Regions from separate parts of the Mus musculus genome. Here region 1 is linked to region 2. A link is a loop called in an ENCODE intact Hi-C map of the cell type or tissue named here. Cell type or tissue: left cerebral cortex. All regions are shown on one strand. Links, peaks and the distances in the headings refer to the core of each region. The heading gives the core; the rest is flanking DNA.

Region 1 (9,273 bases), core at 869-8,868, 70 kb after region 2:
CATACTCCCCCAACGCCTGCATCTCTACAGCCCCTAGCCACAAGTAACTGTGCTGACTGTCTAAAGCCCACGACATGGACAGATTTCACTGAGTTTCTATAAACACCACAACCATCGTCACCCTTGCACACACTCTCCTTGCCTTCTGGACCTACACCCCCTTCTGCACCTATCCCAGGAGGACCCCTGTCATCCACAACATTTCACATCCTCTTGTTCTAAAGAATGCTGGTGGCTCTGGTATTCCTGCCCTGGAAACCACTGTGTCAGTCGCCAAAGTAGATCCTGGGGCTTCCGGAACAAACCAGACCTTATCTTCAAGGAGCTGACAGCCCAGAGGCAGCAGCTCCAGTCTAACAGGAGCTGGCACTGAGAACTCATCGCATGCTCTTTGGATAGCATGCCAACCTGGATCTGGAAAGTGCCACAGGAGCTCTTCCAAGTAGAGTCCTGGGTTATCCCCAAGGGAAGCATGCTCAGCTCTAGGACCTTGGAAAAACTAAAGCCAGCACGGACTTGGGAGAAGAGACAGAGGAGTCTGGGGCTCGGATCTGTGCAGCAGGTGGCAGTCGGGCAGCCCTGGAAGTAGCTGATGGAACTAACTCTACAGCTAGAAGCCAGGAGCGCAGGCTCCCCAACGACGTCCCAGGCGGTCTGCAGTACTGCCCGGGCCTCACCCGATCGTCTACGGGTCGTGCATGCCTGTTATGACTGTCACTGCATGCTCCAACAGCTCCAGGAGTTGAGCCTTCGGATGCACTCAGACTGGAACCCCATATCCCAAAGGGAAAAAGCAGCAGTAAGGTGATCTAGACACCGGACGCCTGAACATCCCCAAGGGAATATGCTCCTAGGAACAACGTCTCAAAGACCCTAGCTAACTTGCCCAGGGTCACATAGCTGGGAACAGAGTCTACCGCTTTCTATGGCCCACCGCACGACTTCGAGAAAAGCCACTACCATTGAGCACCAGGCCTGTAGTGTGCCAACTTAAGGACCCTGAGCGAAAGGACCTTTGTATCTCTTTCACGGGTGAGTAAAACTACTGCCGAGAGAAGCTACTAGAAATTGTGTCAATTTAAAAAAAAAAAAAAAAGGTGGAGCAAACTGTTCCCATGGGTCTTTGATTTATGCAGTTTTAAAGCATCTGAGATTAATGGCGGAGATTTCTGGCGTCTACGTGTGAGCGCTAGTGTGAATATTCTGGTCAGCGTGCGAGGGACTGGCTCTTTCTAAGGGACACTGGGGAGTAAATCATGTAGGATTCAGGGGTGTTAGAGGCCACTAGAGAAACTGGCTAGGGTGGTGTGTAGTAAAGAAATACAGAGATAGGGCAAGGCTGACTGGGTGCAAAGGCTCATAAATGTCCTTCAACCATGTATTCTTGGCATAGTTCAAAGAACTCCTGAAGGCATAGCCTTCAAGGGCCTGCAAGAGCTAACTCCATACCATTCTTCCTTCTCTTCCCCAAACATCCATAACTCCTGTCCCCCTTCTCAGAGCCTTTGTGCATGCTCCTCCCACTGCTGCTAAGGTCTCTTTTTCATCTGCAGACCACCAGAAATCCTTGTTCAGGAGCCGTTCACAGCCCCAGGGACACCCGTCCTGCATTGCACTCTTTCCAATCCGACTACCCAGTTTCGTTTGCCCTTGGCAAAGACCATTACCTTACAGGTTTGTGCAGCCACAACCCTGCCCAAAGGAAATGTCAGCCAACCTCCTCTGGCTGCAGTTCTCACCTCTTAATATCCAAAGACTGGCTCATTCACAGCTCTCCTACAGCTGGAGCAGTTTACAACAGGAAGGCTTGTAGTTTCTGAATGCTGAGTGACAGAAATCTGATTAGCCTTGCTGGAGGTTAGTAGCAGGAGGGTGTGGTGGCATTTACCTCTAATCCCAGCACTTGAGAGGCAGAGGCACAATGGGGTTCCTCTGAGGCAGAGGCCAGCCTGGTCTACACATTGAATTCCAGGCTAGCTAGGGCTACATAGAGACCTTGTCTAAAGCAAAGGGAGTCTGACCGGGTCAAGCTGTCTGCAGAGCCATGCTTTCTCCAAAGCTTTAAAGAAAAGTGGGTCCTTTTGGCTTTTGCAGCTTCTGATCACCACTGCTGGTTTGACTAACTATGTGACCGGTCTCTGCCTGTTTTCAATGCTGTCTTCTGTGTCTGGATACCTTTCCTGCCATCTCATTTCTCTTGTCTTCTGCCAAGGACACCTGCCATATTGGTCAAAGGCCCACCCTAACGACCTCCTTCTAATGTGGTTTCCTGCACAAAGACTATTTCCTAATAAGGCCACATTCACAGGGACCATGACAGAGGGCTTCAACATCTTTCTGTGGAGCATAATTCAGTCCACCTCAAAGAGATCTGGAACAAAAAAGTCCTTGGGCGAAATATTCTAGAGGGTGGGGGAAGAGGCTGAGAATGGCAGCATCCGAAGGGTGCAGTTTAGAATGTCTGATGAATTCTTTCCTGCTTGCCATCAAAAGACCCTGGAGGAGCAACACTTCAACCTTCGTGGTTTCATGAATCCTAGTCTATATCCCTGCCTGGCCCTTTCCCAGGCTGCAAATATCCCTTCTCTGCAAACCACTTTACCTCACCACACTGGGGATTCTGAGAACTGTGAGAATTACCAGTCTCTTCTCAACAGCCAGGAACTGTGACAGTCTAGACCAGTGATGCTCAACCTTCCTAACGCTGTGCCCCTTTAATACCGTTCCTCATGTTGTGGAGACCCCCAACTATAAAATTATTTTATAACTGCAATTTTGCTACTTCTGCTATAAATCGTGATGTAAATATCTGATATGGGACCCCCAAAGGAGCCGTTACCCACAGGTTGAGAACCACTGGCCTAGATGCTCTTGTTGAACACAGACAGCTGCCTGTTGGGGGAGGTCCTACTGTTGCCTGAATCTTGCATGAGAAGCCAGGGTTCCAGTAGGCTAGGAAGCAGGCCCATAGTAGCTCTATCTCCACAGAAGCTTCCAGACGATCCAAAAGCATCCTTCTGTCAATTCTGTGACTGAAGAAGGTGGGACTGTGATGTGTGGGTGGGGATGGAAAGGAGACACAACACTTGGAGCTAAAAGCTCTCTAGCACTGAGACTTCTGGTTCTCCTATGTATAACCGACTTTCCTGAGTGAGTTCTTTGTGTCACTAGAAGTTCTCAGGCATGATCAGGACATATTCCCAATGTTCTACTTATCATTAGCCTACTCTTGAGGGAGTCTCTGAACTTTGAACCTATTTGTTTTTGTTTCTGGAGAGCGGGTCCTTTAGTTTATTTAGCAGGAGAAAGAGAAAAGAGGAATAGGTGGTGTCATGTTTTGAATATGCTTGGCCCAGGGAGTGGCACAATTTGGACATGTGGCCTTGTTGGAGTAGGTGTGTCACTACGGGTGTGGGCTTTAGACTCCCACTCTGGATGTCCGTATTCTGCTAGCTGCCTTCAGATGAAGATGTAGAACTCTCAGCTCCTCCTGCACCATGCCTGCCTGGATGCTGCCATGTTCCCATCTTGATGATAAAGGACCGAGCCTCTGAACCTGTACACCAGCCCCAATTAAATGTTGTTCTTATAAGAGTTGCCCTGTGCTGAGCGGTGGTGGCGCACGCCTTTAATCCTAGTTCTTGGGAGGCAGAGGCAGGTGGATTTCTGAGTTCGAGGCCAGCCTGGTCTACAAAGGACAGCCAGGGCTATACAGAGAAACCCTGTCTCAGGGGAAAAAAAAAAAGAGTTGCCTTGTGTCTGTTCACAGCAATAAGACCCTAAAACAGGAAGATAGCTTAGGGTGTGGTCAAAGGCATTGTCTCATAGAGCAAGGCAAAGAATCTCTGCCCAGACTTTCTATGTCTGGTACCTGCTCTTTCAGGGGCTGGGAGCTTGCCCAGCAGCTGGCATTGTGACTACCTCTTCTTCCCAAACTCCACTCCTCCAGGTTGGATTTTGCCAAAGCCCGCCATCTCTTTCCAGCATCCAACTGACATCTAGGCGCTGATCTTTGCCACCCACCCAGAGGAAGGAACTGGAGTCCAGTCTTGGCTTCTTTTGCAGAGCTTTGAAGGAATCGTCTGCCTATTGCCCATGAAGGATCTGCACTTCACAGTGACGCTGCTCCCATGCAACCTTGCTGAGGGACAGTTTTGGTTTTTTGGGAAGCAGCATCAAAGTCACTTGTTGTGAGCCCACTAGCCATATGATTCCCTTCTTCACTTATTGTGAGCCCACTAGCCTTATGATTCCCTTCTTCACTTATTGTGAGCCCACTAGCCTTATGATTCCCTTCTTCCCTCAGAGTGGGACTATTTAAGACTGTCTTTTATCCAGTAGACTGTAGGTATGAACCTAATGTGAAAAGGGACCATTTACCTGCAGACATTGAAACTTAGGAGATAGACACAAACTCCCACACACTAAATGAGCTCATAGCATCTTCTGACTGTCTCTCCATCAATCCTTTCCCTGCTGACTGTCACAACGTGCACGAGATGAGGCCTTAGCCTTCAAATATGATCTTCCTTAGCTTTAGAAATGACTTCGTCGAAGCTTCTATGCCTAAGCCAGCTGCTAGCTGTATCCAAATCTAGGGCTGCAGGCCCATCTCCTTCACTAGGGCGCCCCTTGAAGCTGTGATGGCTGAAGACTTGAGCCCATTTGTTGTCGCTTCACTTACTTAACTGTAGAACTTCAAGCTCCTTGAGGGCAGGCACCAAATCCACCCTCCGCAGGACCCAAGGAGGGCCAGGCGCCCATGGATAGTCCATTGAACCCAAAGAGAAACGCACTCAGTTCTTTGCAGAGGAAGCTGCAGAGTGTGCAGGACGGAGGGATGCAAACACTGCACCCAGTGGGTGCGATCGCCCCCAAGCTCAGAGCCCACAGCCCAGGGGCAGTGAAGGGGCAACCTCAGGCGCCCGCCTCTCCGCTGCAGTCGCGCCGCATTGCGCACGCGCGCCGCCGGCCCGACTCCGCCCCCCCGGGTAGGGACCTACAGCGGGCGCGGCGGCGGCGGTCTGCGGGCGGTAGCCGGCGGTCTAGACGCCTGTCCGTCCGCTGGGATCTGGGACCGTGCGGTGCCGCGGCGTCCGGGTGAGTGGTGGTGCGGGGCGGTAGGGACCTGGGCGGGCGCGGCCGGGCGTGGCTCCACGGTTCCGCGTGCGCGCCTCCGGGCTAGGCGGATCGGGTCGGAGACCCACGGCCCACCCTGCGGCCTTTGTGCAGCGCCGGCTCAGCCCCGCGACTTGTCGCGCCGGGCGGTTGAGCCGGCTTTTTAAAAGATGCCTCGGCCCCGAGCAGGAAGTGTCGTCAGGAGGCCATTTTTAAAGCCTCTCGGCCTCTGAGACTGGCTTGACGCGGCTTTGGCTTTCAGCGTTTGGAAGACACCCCATCTGTGACCGGCCGGCCCTGAGGGGACGCGACGGTGCGACTCTCGCACTCGCACCTCGCTCAGCGCCACAAGGCGCCCTGGCCTCGCCGGGCAGAGCGTGCATCCCTGCGAGCGCGCCAACAATAAACTTGAGGACCACGCTGGCATTGTCTTTGGAGCGGGTGTCGGGGTGGGCCTGTCCACAGAAGACCTGATTCTGGGTGGGATGAGTCTTGATGTCACCTTTTGCACGACAGCTCCATCGCAGCCTTTCAGTTTGATCCTGTTGCCTGGAGTTAAGAGATTGGGTGCAGATTAAGGCTAAGGAAAGGGTGCAGAAAAGGAGAAAGAACCAATGCAAAGTTTATGACCCGAAAAGGGAAAACCAAAAGATCGGAAATACCAAACTCCTCTTGTTTGTTGGGTATTTGATCTACCCCCATTAAATTACTTCTGCTATTAAAAAATATAGAATACCAACAATATTTATCAATTTTTAAAAGTGAACCATCAAGCACGTTGTCCTATTGAAAAATAGCCTACCAACCCAAACTCAATGTTGTGTTTGAGCTCTTAAAACATTACACCTTAAGTTTAGAGTTGAAATCACCTTCGAAGACAATTCCCCGAGCACCCTGAGCTTGCAACACTTGCTACAGAAGAGTAGCCAGCTAGCTTGGGAAGGTGTCTCAGTCCCGCTAAGTCACACATACAAAGTTAAGCCCAGTCCAGGACTATACCGGAGAGTATGCCCTTCCCAAGGATTCTGGAAGCCCAGAAATATTAATATGCTTGGAGTGCCATATTCAGCCTTTTAAATTGCAGGCATTATCCTTATCGAAGGCGTGCATTTATTTAAAATATGTTTTTCTCTTGAATCTGTTATGTTAGCCCTGGCAGGGGCATCTGATGTATCCGGCCCTGTTATGCTGGTGGCTGTTGAAGACTAAAGGGGGGCTTTGCCTTCTCTCCTGGCTTCCTCTGGATGGCAGTCATTAATTTTCAGCCCACTTAAAGAAAGCTATATTTTCTTTCTTGTCTATCTGCCATTAAGTAAGAGGGTCTGGGACAGTGTGTGTGTGCAAGAGGCAGAACAAAGGGCAGGTTCATAATTGTCACTGCCAGGGCTGCCATTTTCCTTAGGCACTCCTGGATCCTCTGAGTCAATGCAATGGCCGGCCTTTCATGACCAAGTCTGCTGACACTGTGGTAAGTGGGGGTCCTTCCCAGTGAGGATTCTCCCTGCCTTGATTGTTCCTAAAGTGCCTTTGATCTCCACTGCATGCTGTTGCTACCCTGCAAACGCAGCCACCTGCAGAAAAGTGGCTGGAGACTATCTAATCCAGACTACTGTCCCTTCATGGGTAGGGTCATGGGTAGGAGCGGGTAACACAGGGTAGCCTGGGAAGGCTTCTGAATCAGCCGTGAGCCCCACTCCAGCAAGGAAGCCCTCCATTTCGTTTAGGTTCCCAGGAAGCCCTCCTTTTTAAGCTTAGACTGGCTGCCGTTGAGAAGCGTTTAGAAGGTTGATTTGTTTTGCCCTTTCTTCAATAAATATATCCAAGAGACCACATCTTGCAGATCCCAGACTTACACCCAAGTGTCTGACTCTGTTGCAGGCCCGTTGGCGCAGCCCTGGCTTCCAAGCATAGATGTCTACACCACGGGCCTGAAGTCCTGAGACTTGTCCTCGGTGGCTAACAAGGCCTGAAAGAAAAGGAAGAGCCATAGAGACTTGCCACACTCTTGACTTCTGGGCCTGGAAAAGCAGTGCCCAAGAGGCCAGGAATCCTGGCTGTAACCTCTGCTCACAAGACGGGAGTGTTAGCTGGATGCTGCCTGCCACCACTTTCCACCTCAGTGTGACCTAGAAAAAGCCACATACCATCTCCTGGCCCTTCGTTTTAAAAGAAGCAGGTAATTGAAGTTTTGTTTCAAAGCTTGTCTAGGACCATATGAACCTGCTCCTACGGGCAGCCTTCATGACTAAGGCCAAGCAAGGTACTGCAGCATAGGCAATCAGCCAGCAATTGAGAGCTCTCAGTCGGCTTCCTGATAACAGGATCCACATTGAACTTGCCCATTTACTTCTGGCTCCACTTAGACTCCTTAGGGACAGCAACCCATCCAGGGGTGGCCTAGCACAGTTCTCGTCTGTGCTGTTTGCACTTAGCCGTGCCCAGACCCTGTGGCGGGAGAGCAGGGACATTCTGATTGCTGAGAGTCTACCTCTCAAAGACCTTGGTATTCCCAAGGTTGTGCTACAGGTCAGTGGCAAGGCCTTGACTCTTACGAGTTTAGACACCTCACTACTCTAAAGGCAGTGGCCTGCCCGCACCTTCGGTGTGAGGTCTACAGAGTGGCAGTTTTTCTTGCCATCCCCCCGCTTTCCTAAAATTCAGATGGTTCCCAACCCGAGTCGCATGCAAGAATCCTTTTCGAAGCCTTGTAGACTTATGTATGGATTCTGCCCTGCCACCACCTCAGTTAGACTCCAGTCTATGAGAAATGGGACCCAAGCAGCAGCCTTTTCAAAGCCCCTAGGTAACTTCCTTTAAACATCATGGGCTTATCCAGACCATATTTCTCTTAATATAGTCAAGGCCAATATTCCCCGTTGTAGAAGGAAAGATAGCTTCTCTTTTATTAAACTATTCTACAAATTTTGGGGATTTTCTTTAAGGCCAAAAAGGGAATGAGGGAAAACGGTGTTCATACTAAATATCTTCAGAGACCTTGGAGCCCTTTGAATGTTTCCGATCTGAAGTTTGTACCTACTGTTTGTAATACCCCTTGGTTGTATTTGTGTCTATGTGCGCCCATGGGCACATGTGTGCGCACATACACTCGTGTGTCCTTTCTAAGGCTCATAAGCATATTTGCTCATTAGTGACCTTATTTTTCACACTTAAATCACAAGCCTTGAACTTGAAGGATGCCAGCGAGCCTTAATCTTACTCTCTCTTTTCTCATAAACTATTGGGAGAAGTGGCCCATAAAATCCCTTTGTGTCCTGGAGTAGAGTTCACAGCCACTTCCGCTGTCAACTGTGGGCACTCGTAGCATCTGAGCAAGTCCTCTGTGTGTGGCCCTTTCAGTGTGCGCAGCGTGTGCTTCTCGGCGGAGCTGTACTGGACCTGACACTTAAAGACGTCTTACCAAAATGTTGTCATTTCCTGGGCTGTCTGTTACTAGCTACTTGCATTTAGATTTTCTTTTCATTTATCCTCACATGATCCTTTTTTACTGCTGCAGAAACTCAGGCTAAGTTAGGTTAAAAGTCTAAAATCACATAGCTAGATAGCTAGCAAGCCAAAGGCCTTCCTTGTCTATGGTTTCCCAAGGTCCTGTGCTCCGCACTCTTAAATTGTAGTCCCCGAGAGAGCAGACAGTCTCTGTTCTGTTGCCCCTGCAATACACCTGCCTTCAGAAGACAGTGAGACCCTGGGGGCGGTGCATTTTATCAGTGGCATATGGGCATGCCTCTTGCCCTCGAGGTGACAGTCGTCCTTAATCATTTCTGAGTGCAAAGTGGTTGGGCATGAAGAGCCCACTAAATGATTGACACTACCCGTTCAGGCCTGCTTTCCCGTCTGCTCAGTTCTGATTTGTAGTCATTGAAGCACTTGGCAAGGCGGTAGTTTTATTTAAAGGTCCAGAAGATGATATGCTGTTTGTAAGTCTAATGGCATCTTCCCCATCCAGTGTTAGCGACAGGCCACTAGCCACTATAGGCTCAAATAGAGGGGCAGGTGAGATAAGTCATAAACAGAAGGAATGCATAGATAGAGCTTGTGAGCGGCAGGCACACAGACTGGCAGTGAAGAGAGCGAAATCACTTGCCAAAGGACCCAGCCAATAAGGGCTGAAGAGTTAAGCTTCCAGCAGAATCCTTT
Region 2 (9,273 bases), core at 920-8,919:
ATGCTGGCCTTTAGTCATCTAGTAGTCCTCAGTGTTGGCTGGATGTTTCTGATGCTGGCAGGATGCCTTAGGGAGGCAGGCAGTGCTATAGATTAGAAGATGGGGGTCAGGAGACAGCCCTCAGCTCACCTCTGCTGGCTTGCCCCAGGTGGACCCAGCAAGCAGGGGGCTTGTGGGAGAAGGCTCTAATCTGGAAGGTCCTGGAACACTGCAGGCCTCCTCAGGAAGGTTGGCAGTACTATGGGCCAGATGATGGAAATCAGGGGACAGCTCTCAGCTCACTTCTTTAACATTGCATCAGTTCTCAAGATCCTGCAACAGAAAATGAAACTTTGAACATTATGACAGAGAAAGAAAATATCCTAAGGAAATTAAGGATCCTCTTAGTAGTCGTTATTTTCTCTCCCCCCCCCCCCCCCCCCCCCACCGAGACAAGGTTTCTCTGTATAGCCCTGACTGTCCTGGAACTCACTCTGTAAACCAGGCTGACCTCAGAAATTCACCTGCCTCTGCCTCAACAAGTGCTGGGATTAAAGGCGTGCGCCACCACGCCCGGCTTTTCTTAGTAGTTATAGAAAAATGGAGTCAAGATCCTTTATGGAACAATAGTTTCCCATAACAACATAGCAAGGCATTTCCCTCTCACTCTCACTCTCCCCCTCTCCCCCTCTCCCCCTCTCCCCCTCTCCCTCTCTCCCTCTTCCCCCTCTCTCTTCCCCCTCTCTCCCCCTCTCTCCCCCTCTCTCCCTCCCTCTCCCCCTCTCCCCCCTCTCCCTCTCCCTCTCCCTCTCCCTTTTCCTCTCCCTCTCCCTCTCTCTTTCCCTTTCTCTATTTTGTGCTCACAACACAAGATGTAAGCTCTCTGCTTGCAGCTCCAGCCACAACATGCCTGACACTTTCCTGCCATATTGGACTTTTATCCCTTTGAAACATAAGCCCAAATAAGCACTTCCTTCTATAAGTTGTCTTAGCCATGCTATTTTATCACTGCAATAGAAAAATGACTGAGATACACAGCTACAAAGCTGCTTTTGAAAGTGAGCCCTGGGTGTCCCATAAGGCCATCACTCGAGACAGTAACTTAGGGAGAGCAAGGCTCACTAAAGCCAGGGGAGGTTTGTGGAAAGGTTCTTCCATGACAGTTGCTACCTGACTATAGTCCTTCCCCACACTTCTAGAACTGATGGCTTCCCAGCATCACCCTGAGAACTCAGATACTACAGACAGAAAGGAGGAAGTGACTACAGATGCCCTGCTTTTAGGATCAGGGACCTGGAGAGGAAATGCCAGTATGAATTGTGTTCATTATAAAATTCTGTATTTTTGATGCAAACACATATGCTCACAAAATGTCACAGGAAAAAGAAACAACACCTGTTGATTCAAAAACAGGGGGATTTTATGGTGACATTTTTCATCAAGTTGAGCTGTTACAGTTTTATGTAAATGTATCCTGACATTTTTTTTCTTGCAATTATTATCTGGAGAGCATCAAATTTCAAGACCTTATCTTTCCTGAAGGTTGAGGGGTTTGCTTTGCTTTGCTTTGCTTTGCTTTGCTTTGCTTTGCTTTGCTTTGCTTTGCTTTGCTTTGCTTTGCTTTGCTTTGCTTTGCTTTGCTTTGCTTTGCTTTGCTTTGCTTTGCTTTTCATTCCTAGAAATGGGCAAAAATTTTATTTGGAGGTAAAAGTTGTTGTTAGAGTGTGTGAGATGAACCACTAGCAATCACTGCAGATCCAGAGGACGTCTCCTCTTTTCCAAGGAGTGCCATAATTTTAAGCAAGGCTTAGCTTCCTGAGAGATCTGCAGCTGAGAACACACGCAGCTCAAATGTGCATCTCTGCTCCTGGGATGCAAACCAAGCTTAAACCCTAAACCAATTTTTCTTGAAGTGACTTGCATACTCTATTCAGGAATCACTTTATAAAGAAATACAATAAACCATCCAAGAAAAAGAATTATGCTAGGTGAGTGAACAAGTAAATCAGAAATACAAGCATAGCTGCTTGAGAGGAGCAAACCAGATTCCACACAGTGCCCTCCAGGGGATCCTATGAGCTTGCTTTTAGGGGACTCAGATGCTGAAGTGATCAGGGGTCACTTTGGAATGAATCTGATTCAAGGTCCTAGTGATCCATGCTGTTCCAGGAGGGTTCCACTTCACACATGTCCATGATGTGTTGAGTTCTTTGCTAGGAGTTAAAATAACTAAGGAAACCATACTAATTCCCACTGATAAAAGCCTTGTATCTCCCAGAAGAGTCTCAGGAATAAGGGACGGGGAATTGAGATGTGGGACAATGAACCCAAGAAAGGAAAACAGAATTTTTGGTGGTTAGAAGCCACATTATGACTAACTATATACTGGATTTGGACACCGTTGGCCTTGACTTTGCTACTTCCAACTAGAAGACCTAAAAGTATCTTGGGAATTGAACCTGAATTTCTCACATTGATAGGACATTTGTCTACTTCAGAACAAACAACAAATGAAAACCCACATCACTGGGATGATATTAACCCTCGGGTGCTGGTCTGTACACCACCACCACACCACCCTGGATCCCTGGATCCCTGTTCCCATTGTCACATTCTCCTGAGTTCCCCTGAAGACTAAAACCATCTCCTGTGTACCGAGTTTGGATTTTAGCGTGCAAGTAAAGCTGTTGTGGATGAATTGACTAAAAGTGAGCCAGAGGCCTCGGCCACAGAGAGCCTGGCTTATGACATCATCTCCCACAGCACGTGTGTGACACCTTGCTGGACACATTGTGGACATGTGGTGGACATTTATGAGATTCCTTGTATGCTTTAACTTGTGTTAATAGTGTTTAGATCAGCATCACCACACTATCTGGTGACCACCCAGGGAGGAACCTATGCCTTACAGTCTCGTTAGGTGGGGACCAGCAAAGGGGCAAATCAAGAAGCTCTTGTTACTGCTAGCTCCATCTCCATCTGTGCTTCCAAATTCAGCTGCATCCTGTCCCGTCACTGGACCCTCCCATCTCAGCTGTGGGAGCAGAAGTCCATGTTCTCTAGCACTTTGTGAACCCACACTACCCCTTTCCTAACATTTGTCCATCACTTTACCCTGCCCGTCTACTCGTCTGCATGCAGACACACCCGAAGCAGCAGAAAGCACCTCCCTCCAGGCTTGAGCTGGAAGAATTGTTCCATCTCACATTCCTCACTGGTCCCAACTGGAAAGCTGATGAAATGCTTGTTCCTAAAAGCAGCGCCTTCTGATGTTATCAAAGAGGATGTGAGAGCCTGTCAGTTTCCCCTACCATGATCCCTTTCCACTGCTTCCCAAAAGATGGCTTTGATAATTTATTGCTGCAATTAATCTCTGAAGGTTTTGATGGACTTGAAGATGCTTCTCCAGCAGGCCCTGCCAAATGGACATTTCTAGCCACTGGGACTATAGGTCTCTTCTCTGAACTCCTCCATAGTTAATCAACAAGACACAAAATGCTAATGGTACATTGTGTCATAAAAGTCTTAGACACGATAAATTTTGTGATTAAGGCCAAGTTTCATCTAACTTTCTTCCAAGTCCATTTCTTTAATTATAGAACATGACACCGTTGCTCTGTTTCTGGGAGTGTTTGCCTGTGTATACTTTGAGGTAACTAGTATTACCTTTGAGTAATACTAGTTTTTGAGCTGTGCCTGTGCTCAGCACACAATGGATGAAAGCTTAGGTGAACACTAAATATTATTTTATTTAATCCTGAAACCCCAAGGAATTAAATTTGCTGATCTACATTTTAACATTTAAGTCACCAGGTTTGTTCAGTAAGTGACAGGTTCACCTTCAACTGGAATGGCTTCACAAGTTCCATCTATGGCCACTTCACTTAGTGTCTTCAATTAAAGGATCAGGTTTTGGCTCCTATGAGTCTTGTTTTCTCATCTTTTAAAAATCACAGATAAGGATAGAAGAAGCCCAGAGAGGCTAAGTAATTTCTGTTTAAGTTGCTCACTCCTTAATGGTAACAGCAAAACTCAATCACAAGCTTTGCGAAACCTCAACATTTTGGTATCTGAAAAAGAGAATTCAAGCACATATATAAATGAGGTCACTCTGTGTGTTACTGATGGAGAGATATATAACAAACACCTTTAAAGTAACAGTATGAGTTAAAATACTATCTTATCCCAATTTCATAGAGCCAAATGTGCTTGTTTGTTTGTTTTGGTATTTTGAGGGTCTTGCTATGCAGTCCATCTGCCCCTGAACCCAGGCTGGCCTCCAACTTAAGATCCTCCGGCATCCACTTCCCAAGTTCTAGATCTACAGGCATAAGCCACCACACTCAGCTCTGACTGACTTTGCCAAGCTCTTGCATTGACATATATGTCACAGCTCCCAGGGTATATTGATGTGAAGGATTTCTTAGCTAAGCTAAGCTGAAAACTCGCATCAAATTCAGTCCTTGGTGCATATTTCCTTAGGCACACTCTTCAGAGTGTGACTCCTATGAGCAATGCAAGTCCAGCAATTCTCAACTCCAAGTGCAGAACGCCTGGTTAACACTTCCTCTAAAACTTTCTTAATTCCAGGCAAATGACCAAACAATAAGTCCACTGATTCTATAGCATTTCCCATGGTGGGCTGTTCATGATCTTTGTTTTGAGTGCACAAGTCTATGATCTATTTTTAACAATGGTTGTGTTTAACACCAGCTTACAGAACCCTTGCCCATTTAATATCCAGGTCTTACAGTGTACTGCAAGCCACTTCTCACATTCGCCCTTCTCAAACAGACCTCAAATGCCTCCCGCTCTCTAGGAAGCTCTGCTTCAACCTCACATAACACTATGCCATTAGATTCCTCAGGGTTAGGCACTAAAATAGTCAGGCCCAGGCCCAGTTAGCTTCCACAGATATGCTCTGTACTCTTTCTTCCCCAATCACTCCTCAGAAACAAGACCCCTGGCTGGAGCTGGGAGCACCAAACTTTGAAAATGGAAGGACCAGTCTGCCGATTACAGCATTGGCCACTAGAGGGCAGACATGCCAGCCACCTCCTCACACTAGGAGGGGAAATTCCTCAAGGTAGACCCTGTAGGTCCTCTGGTCTGAGTGACAAGAAACTCTTCCCAGCACTGGAGAGAGCATCTGTGGACTTCATCGGAAAAGTAACCAAAATTCCCCCCCCCCCCGGCCTCCTATTGCACAGTAGAACCTAAGTGTGCACCAAAAGTTGTGCCTCAAAGTTTTTAAAAATTAGTAATGTTTTAATAAACAACAAAGCAGTATATAAGATAAAACAAAAATGATCACATTGAAGTTGGACAAAACAAACCAACAGAAGGAAAAGAGCTTCAAGAGAACACACAAGAAACAGAGACCCATCCGTTCACACACTCGGGAGCCCCCATGAAAATACTAAACTGAAAGCTATGATATATACTCAGAGGACCCGGTGCAGCCCATGGAGGCTCTGTGCCTGCTGCTGCTTATTAAACAAGGCCCCCCTGCTGGAAAATAAAGAACCTTGCAGGATTTTAGCTGAATTGTCTCAAGAGCTGATAGCCATGCGATGAGTTCCTTCACCTGTGTGATTCAGTGTGCTTACCCTTAAGGTCACCCAGACCATTTGCCTTGTGGGATGTTGATGGATAAACCAGCAGTGTGGAGCAGCCCCTAGCACTGGGTACTTGCGGGCATACCTGCTTGCTGTAGCTGACAGGGTGTAGGGGTGCCCAGGCCTTTGGTTTTTCTATGCAACACACGGCAAAGAAATTTCATTGTTTTGAACTGCACAGGAAATCCATGTCCAACCTGAGGCTCGTGGCTTGTGAGTGCAGACGTACATTTATGTCGCATGACACTGCAACATAGCAAGCTACCCTGTACCACAAGCAGCCCGAGGCCACGCGCTGGACACCTGTGGTTTGTTGCTGTTGTTCATAGAATTACTACTAAAATTTTACGAGAGTGGCAAGAATACTAAACAATGCCTGAGAAAGCCCAGAATTCTAATAGAGACACAGAATAGACACACGTGGCATCAGGAAGGTCTACCATGCTTACTATGAAAGCTTCCTAGAATGAGGAAGGATGCTTTAAGTATGAGCTCCCCATCTAAAGTGACATCACAAGGTGCAGGGCAGTGCCTGCTGTTGGCAAGAACTCATGCTGGCATAGTCATCTGGGCATAGTGTTTCAGTATACAGTATAGTATTTCCTCTAAAACGTAAAATCAGATCCTGCAACCCAAGAATACAACCTGTCGTATCCATCCAAGGCATTGTTAGGATCTTGAAGAGCCATGTCCACTCCATCTCCCTACAGCATTATCCATAAAGCAAACCATGGAAGCAATCTGTCTGTCCTGCCTGGGTAAAAAGACAGTATACATCTATACAATGGAGTTTTACTCAGTCCCACAAGGGAGGGAAGCCTACCATTTGTGACTACATATATGGGTCTGGAGACAATACACTGGGTGAGACAAAGACACAGACAGATGCAATGCTGCACGCAGTCACATAGATAAACGTGAAACTGCATAGCTCATAGTAGCAGGAAGTGCAAGGTGGTTTCCAAGAGTAAGGATGAGGGATAGTGAGAGGGTGATGTTCGTGGGTCCTTAAGAGTCACACCACTCACAGTGATCTGCTTCTGTTTCTCTAGCTTGTGGAATGTTTAATTTCCCCGCATCTTAAATGCTTCATTCTGATAGGGTGGGTGGGAATGCAATAGATCCCTACACTAAAGGGTTCAGCATCATGCCTGGCAACTGATCAGATCCCAATAAGTATCATTAAGAGTGCCGTCAATCTTACTGAATATAGGAGTGGTTTCTATAGAAGCATATGTAAGCATTGAAAGGAAAAGAATTGGCTCACAACCCCCAAGACCAAGTTCTCAGCACTTAGGACATTTATTTGGCCCAAAGGGACAGAGGCCAGGGAATAAGAGACAAAGACAGAAAAAAAGAGGATAAGAAAGAAGCAGAAGGAAACAAGCAAGAGGGAGGAGGGGTATTTGTCACTGGGAGACAGAGGACAGAGAGGAGGCAAATGTGGCACATAGAAAAATAACAGTTTATAAAGGTAAAATGGCAAACACTGTTATGATGTGTTTAATTTTAATTGGGCATGTTAACTGGGTGAGCCAGAGGGGGCTCTGATAGCTAGACCTTGGTAGTCCGCCTCAGGAGGAGGAAGTGAACAGGGAAGGGAAAGCACCCTGGTGGCTAGCTTTAGGAATGTAATCTAATGGGTTTTAGCAAGACAAAGGGAAAGGAGAGAAGGGCAAGACCTGCCAGAGACCAGCTCTCCACCGCGCTTGAGCTGTCCAGAGTCCTTTCCAGAGTATTTGATGACATTTTCCAGTTTTCCACCGGGCTCATGGTCTTCTCTGTCTTATGTTTTAGGATTCAAATACACAAAAATAAACAAGGTAAGTGAAAAATATTAAAATGTACTTGTTACTCTTCAAAGGCGCAGACATACAGACACAGCAAGATGCAGCTTAAATGTCACTGGGAAACCGTGTTCTGGGATTTCAATCATTTTTTCCTTTTCATTGGTAAATCAAAACATTCTGGGGTTGGGGATTTAGCTCAGTGGTAGAGTGCTTGCCTGGCAAGCATAAGTCCTCGCTCCTTCGTCCTCCGTCCTCTGGTCCTAAACAAAAGAATAAGAGGAGGAGGGGAGGAGGAGAAGAAGAAGAAGGAAGAGGAGGAGGAAGAGGAGGAGGAGGGAGAAGAGAAAAGAGAGAAGGGAGAAGGGAGGGGGGAGAGGGGGAAGAAGGAAGTGGGAAGTGGGAAGAAGGAAGGGGGAAGAAGGAAAGGGGAAGAAGGAAGTGGGAAGAAGGAAGGGGGAAGAAAGAAAAGGAGAAAGAAGGGGGAAGAAAGATAAGAAGGGGGAAGAAGAAGGGGGAAGAAAGAAGGGAGAATTTGGGGGAAGAAAGAAGGGAGAAGAAGAAGAAGAAGAAGAAGAAGAAGAAGAAGAAGAAGAAGAAGAAGAAGAAGAAGAGGAGGAGGAGGAGGAGGAGGAGGAGGAGGAGGAGGAGGAGGAGGAGGAGGAGGAGGAGGAGAGGGGAGGGGAAGGGAGGGGAGGGGAGGGGGAGGGGAGGGGAGGGAAGGGGAGGGGAGGGGAGAAGAGAGGAGGAGGAGGGAGGGCAGAGGAGGGGAGGGGAGGGGAGGGGAGAACAGAGGAGGGGAGGGGAGGGGAGGGGAGGGGAGGGGAGGGGAGGGGAGGGGAGGGGAGGGGAGGGGAGGGGAGGGGAGGGGAGGGGAGGGGGAGGAGGAAAATTTTAATCAGTGGTCCTGCCCAAAAAATAGTGAATTTAACTCCTGGTTCTGTTTCCTTTCACAGACTCCTTTGCCACCTCCTCGGTAAGACATTAAAAATCACATTTGTGGGACTGGAGCAATGGTTCAGAGATTAAGAGCACTAGCTACTCTTTCAGAGGAACCAGGTTTGATCCCCAGCACCCACATGGTAGCTCAGTCCCAGGGGCTCTGAGGCCTCCACAGACACAGCACACACGTGACACACTGACAACACACAACCAAAGCACTCATACATATGAAATCGATTTTTATGAATTTAATCATTTTGTTTTGCTGTTAATTTAAATGATTTGTACCAGCTCCTGAAACAGAGAAGCACAGGCATTTGGCCTTGGAAGCTCTGTGAACAAGATCCAGCAAGCCTCCATCCATTCACATCGTCAGACAGTCCTTCCGTGGTCAGCAAAACTCCCTCCATTCATCTTCCTTTCTTAGTACACACATTTGGCGCAAATAACTTCCATTTTTTACATTTGCTTATTTATGGTGGGTAGTGTGCACCTACCACAGTGTGCTTGGGAGGCCAGAGGATAACGTACGGGAGTTGATCCTCTATTTCTACTAGTTGGAGCCTCGGGATAAAACTCAGGTCTTCAGCCTTGACAGCAAGTACCTTTCCCTGCTGAGCCATTTCACCAGCCCAAGACCAAGCTGGCCAAACATGCATCAGGCATATAGTGTTATACAATGTTAGTAAATGCCTAACAGTAACCTAGAACCTTCTGATTACCATGAAGGTACCCATTTCTGTAGAAGTGTCTCTACACTGACTGCTCTTTCTTCCCAGACTCTTCCTCCCTAAATACCAACATGATATGCTCTTCTTTTTTTTCCAAAACCCAGACAGAGCATCTTGCAGGTACACCTAGCTGCCCAGCCTCATGAGATCAGGACAGACAAAGCATCACTTCAGTCCCCACTCTTCCCTTGCATGGGGGTGGAGAGAATCTTGAGC

Evidence for each region. Hi-C counts contacts between places; a loop is a spot of excess contacts. Peaks named below come from ENCODE experiments on the same cell type or tissue, not always from the same donor. Only the 100,000 strongest peaks of a DNase experiment are listed, where the experiment ranks them.
Region 1: it touches region 2 in a loop (2.1-fold over the local background); 3 of 42 quality-filtered maps call a loop at or near these places.

What each region holds. Positions count from the first base shown.
Region 1 is chr5:38,680,506-38,689,778 of GRCm38, reverse strand. It overlaps Zfp518b (zinc finger protein 518B), which reads left to right and starts at 4,953. Exons shown (of 3, transcript NM_001177902.1): 1 at 4,953-5,100; 2 at 6,997-7,294. In left cerebral cortex, for the core only: a CTCF peak has its summit at 7,420; DNase peaks (open chromatin) are centred at 3,027 and 5,113; H3K4me3 peaks cover 1,661 bases; H3K27ac peaks cover 1,045 bases.
Region 2 is chr5:38,750,914-38,760,186 of GRCm38, reverse strand. It overlaps Clnk (cytokine-dependent hematopoietic cell linker), which reads left to right. Exons shown (of 19, transcript NM_013748.3): 9 at 7,395-7,420; 10 at 8,341-8,360. Among named protein-coding and RNA genes, the nearest start is that of Gm22779, 56 kb to the right of the region's middle. In left cerebral cortex, for the core only: a CTCF peak has its summit at 5,009 (motif pointing right); a DNase peak (open chromatin) is centred at 4,997.